Linked DNA regions of Mus musculus: region 2 is linked to region 1. A link is a loop called in an ENCODE intact Hi-C map of the cell type or tissue named here. Cell type or tissue: left cerebral cortex. All regions are shown on one strand.

What was found. A loop is a pair of places that touch in the nucleus more often than their neighbours do. Peaks named below come from ENCODE experiments on the same cell type or tissue, not always from the same donor. Only the 100,000 strongest peaks of a DNase experiment are listed, where the experiment ranks them.
Region 2: a loop joins it to region 1, with 1.9 times the contacts of the local background. A loop is called at or near these places in 2 of 42 quality-filtered maps.

The regions. Positions count from the first base shown.
Region 1 is chr8:106,869,656-106,872,155 of GRCm38, reverse strand. Has3 (hyaluronan synthase 3) reads right to left here and starts at 1,320. Exons shown (of 4, transcript NM_001331048.1): 1 at 1,205-1,320. In left cerebral cortex, CTCF peaks have their summits at 68, 1,356 and 1,928; DNase peaks (open chromatin) are centred at 14, 896, 1,338 and 1,943; H3K4me3 peaks cover 2,126 bases.
Region 2 is chr8:106,804,903-106,807,402 of GRCm38, reverse strand. It overlaps Tango6 (transport and golgi organization 6), which reads right to left. Exons shown (of 18, transcript NM_173037.1): 16 at 211-362. Among named protein-coding and RNA genes, the nearest start is that of Gm34197, 41 kb to the left of the region's middle. In left cerebral cortex, a CTCF peak has its summit at 1,359 (motif pointing right); a DNase peak (open chromatin) is centred at 1,968.

The DNA of each region.
Region 1 (2,500 bases):
CCTACTGCCCGCCTCGTTCTGGGAAGGGACGGGAGGTGCTGTGGCTGGCCCAGCAACCTGCGTCCTGGCGCCCCGCCTCGGTGCAGTTCCAGAGGCTGTCCGGTCAGGTCCAAGGCAGCTAAGGAAGCTCTCGCCACGCTCCTCACCCGGCTTGAGCTTCACCCCGCTGGCTAAAGCCACACAGCCACACCCACGTGCAGGTTTCCCACGACTCTGCTGGGAAGGAACGGAAAAGCCAAGGAACAACTGCCAGCCCAGACCCTACTCATCTTCTCAGGGCCCCAGGTACCTTGGCAAAGGAGTGCCTGCAAACAAAGGCAGCATCCCTGCAGTTGCCAGCCCCCTCCATCCGGGGGCCAGACCCCCTCCCCCTCAGGAATTAAGAGGTACCCATCTCCCTACAGAAGACCCAGGAAGGTTCTGCAGCTGGATATTCTATGTACAGTCAGGCTCTGGCACGGGCTCTTGTTGAGGTCCTCTGCCCAGAGAGGACACTGTATTTCCCCAAGCCGGTTAACCAGAATGTGATCTTATATCCTGGGCCGCTTCCTCCATCCTCTCAAAAGAGATCCAAGAAAGCTCGCCCAGGCTAGCTAAGGCGCACTTAGATTCAAGGGCACGAGGGTGGGGGCGCTTTACGGGATCCATGTCCCATAGGACAATGAAAAGAAATAAAAACCTCCAGGCAAGGACGCACACCTCCCTACCCAGCAGTAGAACTTTGAGGGCTGCAAGATTAACAGCAACTCTCCCACTGACAGGTGCGCCCTGCAGCCGGGCTCACGCACGGCAGTACAGAAACTTGCACTAGCGGCTGGAGCTCCTCCAATCTCTCCTAGGCACCCTTGGACCTCTCTGAACCGGCAAGGAGGAGGAACTCATCTCACAAACCTGTGCTGTAGGGACCAGATCGCTGGAGATCTCGGTGTCCCCGCAGGTGTGAACCCCCTGCGGGCGTGAGTTGGGGGGAGGGGCACTCTAGCCTCGCTCCCCGCACAGCCTCCCTCCACCCCCAATTCATTCACAAAACAAGAGCCGCAAGGGAGGAAGGGAGGAGAGGCTGCGGGAGCCCAGGATGTCGGAAGAAAGGGAGGAGGGGGTAGGGAACATGGTGCAAGCGACTGCCGCCGGGAAGCATTGAGCGGCCGGAGCCCCAGGGTCCCCAGGTCGCGGTAAGAGGCTCCGGCCCCTTGGGTGCGCTCACCGTGCCGCCGGCTGCCGGCGTTCCGGTGCTCAGCAGGCCCGCGGCGGCTCCATGCTCCTCCTCCGGCTCCCGCCGCCGCGCACTGCCTCCACGGTGCCGCTGGGGCTCCGACTGACGACCGCCTTGCCCAGCAGAGCCGCCTTAAGTATCGCGCGCGACCCACTGGGAAAGGCGCCCTCCTCCGGCACCAGGGCAGGGAAAGTTGGCAAGAGTGGGAGGGCTCCCGGAGCCCGCGGGAGCGCCCGGTGCCCGGCCACCGGCTGGCGCTCGCCAGACTCGGGGTCTGTCGTGGACCTAGCCCCTCCGAATCGAGAGTCGCAACCTCTGCCTCTAGAAAACTAGGGACCCCCAGTGCAGCCCAAGGCTCAGCTGCTCCACGCCGACCTCCGGGCCAGCAGCCTTGGAAAGGCTGTCATTGTCCCTAGCCTAGTACCTGAAGCATCGTTAACTTTCCGGATGACCAGTGGGGACCTACAAAATCGTTCATGTCCATCCCCGCCCCCACGCCCCGCTCCCGAAACCTGGAAACCTACTCACCCTGCAAACGGGCTACCCCAGAAAATCTTCTGAACGCCAAGGGGCGGCTCGCTATGTGAGGGGACTCCCTAAAAACCTTCCCGGTGGCAACAGAGAGGGACAGAAAAGAAAAATTGTCAAATAAAAGGAGGCTGGTCAAAGAAGGTGTTAACTATTATGACAAGCTGAGCTTTGAATTCCGCAGCGGGGCGCTGATGACTTTAAGGCTGTTTGCAAAAGCTGCAGATTGGTCTAGCAGGAATCCAGGAGGTTCCGGTCTTAAAGCCCAAACGGCTCTTCCTCCCCACCTTTCTTTCCCACGTCCCGACCTCTTAGGTCCCCATCCGACATCCTCGCTGGCAGTTCCGTGGTCCCTGGAAGTTGGTGTAGACTCCTCCGGTGAGGTGAAGCCGAGAGGGAGTCCAGGGGAGAAGAGTGTTTGTTAGAGGTAGAAACTCTAGAACCAGCTGGAGATCTCGAGGTTTTACATCTCAGAAAAACCTGAAGAGAAATTGTAATTAAAGACTAGTTTTAAAAATGAATTTATGGGTCCTCCAACCGTCAGAGATAACTTCGCAGGCGGAAACAATTTAATAGGCATGTGAGCTGCTCCAGTCAGGAAGCCATCCCTCTCAGACATGCCCATAGGTCACTTAGCCACAGAATCCACAACACAGCCACCCTGGGCCCCTGCTCCGCCCACTCCCACCCTGACAGACAAAATCAAAACCTTTCACCCTGCTTCATTCAGGAGAAACACCACTGCATGGGCTAAAGGGC
Region 2 (2,500 bases), 65 kb after region 1:
CTCATGGAAAGCTTTGTTTAATATTTAAAAATAAATACAGCTTCAAAATGGACTAAGTTGAGGAGGGGGAGTCTAAATGGACAGCCCAGTGAGGTTAAATGACTGATCTGTCCAGTCAGAGGAAGACAGCAACAGATGGGAAAGACCACAGATCTGACTCAAGATCCCATGTTATCACAGTCTCAGGGAAAACAACTCTGCATACAGCACCTCATGAACCACGGGGCCCAGCAGGAAGTGCAGGCACTGGCACAGCTCTCCCAGGTTGGCTAAGCTGCTGGCCCTGTGTGCAGCATCTGGATCTCTCACTCCCCGCAGGAAGGTGTGGATCAAAGGTTCCCGGTATTTCGAGACCATGTCCCCTGTAGGAAAAGAAACATAAAAATCCTTTAACATTTCAGCTCCGCACTGGTGAAACAGAGCCACTGCCATGGCTGCATGCGGCCTTACACTCTGCAGTGGACATAGACAACCACTGAAAGTTGTGCTCAGGGCTCATGATGGTGCATGTCTATAATATAGCACTGTAATATAGAGGATGAAGGAAGTTCCTGTGTTCAAAGTCAGCTTGAACTCCACAGCTGGCTTCAAGGCACCCTCTGTTAGATACGCTAATGTTCTTTAGATATAAAAATTAATAAAGCATCCTTTAAGAGGCCTAAAGTTTAGATGGTGGGTGCAGACAGACAAGCGCTGACCACTGTGGTCTTATCACTCTCCATGCGGGTCTGTGTCTCACTCTGCCCTGCCACAGTCTGTTTTCAGCCTAGAAAACAGAACATACTCAGGGCTGGAGACAGAGCTCCGATGGGAAAGTACTTGCCTGGCATGCACATAGCTCTGGGTCGGATCCCTAGCACTGACAGAAACTCAGTGTGGTTGAGAGCTACAATCCCAGGACTCAGAAGAGGCAGTAAAGTCAAAAATTCAAAGTGATCCTCAATTAGATAGTAAGTCCAATGCCAACTGAAAATACAACTGAAGGAAAACGGACCACATAGTACCATGGAGATGCTCTGATCAGCTACTCATTTATTTATCCATTTAGTTAGAGAGGCTCTGATCAGTGATTGATTGGTTGATTGATTGAAGCAGTTTCTCTGTGTAACCCTGACAGTTCTGGAACTTACTGTGTAGAACAGGCAGAGCTCAAACTCAAGAGATCTGGCTGCTTCTGCCTCCTGAGTGCTGGGATTGCAGGCGTGCCCACCCCTGCCCGGCTCTCATCAGTAATCTGGTTTCTTTTCTACTGAGAACAGAGACAGCATTCTCTTCATGAGGATAAGCACCATTATTGTGTTTTATGGGAAGGGCATTTTGCCTGCATGGATAGCTGTGTACCACATGTATGCAGTACTCACAGAAGCCAGAAGAGGGCAGTAAATCTCTTGGAACTGGGGTTACTGATAGCTGTGAGCCACCCTGTGGGTGCTGGGAACTGAACTCTAATCCTCTGGAAGAGCAGCAGAGTGCTCTTAACCACTGGACCACCTCTCCAGCCCGCAGCCAGTACTATTTCACCCAACCTAACCATGGTGTCCCTGGAGTGACCCTTCGCTGTCACTCATGACTCAGCTCACTTACTATATTGTTCATTGCTCATTCCATACTAAGGATATGAGACAACTGACAATAGCTAACATTGAAATCAGCCATTATGAATATAAATTTTTGAGACAGGCTTTCACACAGACCAGGCTGTCCTCAAACTCCCTAAATAGTTGAGAACGCCCTTGACCTGATCCTCCTGTCTCTTCCCTCCAAACACTAGAATCACAGACATGTGCTCCCTATGGCTCTCGGCTTATGTGGTGCTGGAGAGCAAGCCCAGGGCTGTGTGCGTGCCCAGAAACATTTCTACCAACTGATCGACATCTCCAGCCCCAAAATAAATATTTTACAACTCCACAGTGAAGACTGCAGACATCCCGTGCTAAGTATAGTTATTGTAAATGAATTCAAAATTTAGTTTAGTAATTCTCGGTAGCTAAGTCAGAAAGGGAAACATAGCTCTCATTATCCAATAAAGAAAGAACAAAATTCACTGGAAGAGAAAAGCTGAAGGATGAATACTAAGGAGTGTCTCATCAACTCAATCAGCAACTCGTTTTTTGGGGGAGGGCTGGGTGCCACCGGCAGGGCTGATAATTGAACTAAGGCCTCACGCATGCCAGGCGAGCACTCTACCCCTGAGCCACATTCCCAACCCTGCTCCAGCAAAGCTTGAGCACCAACAATATCACAACGATGTTCTTAAATACAGCATGAATGGTGCGTGCTGGAGAGGTGGCCCAGTGGCCCAGTGGCTAGAAGTTTGCACTGCTCTTGCAAACCCTAGGACCCACCTCAGGAGGCCAACAGCCGCCAGTACCTCCACTTCCAGGGGCTCCAGCACCTGGAGAGATTATTGAAACTTCCTGCTTTGTAAACTGTAGAGTGCTTCTGTGCAGGTTTTGCATCTAACAGTACAAAATCCAAAAAAGCTAAACATGCCAAAATA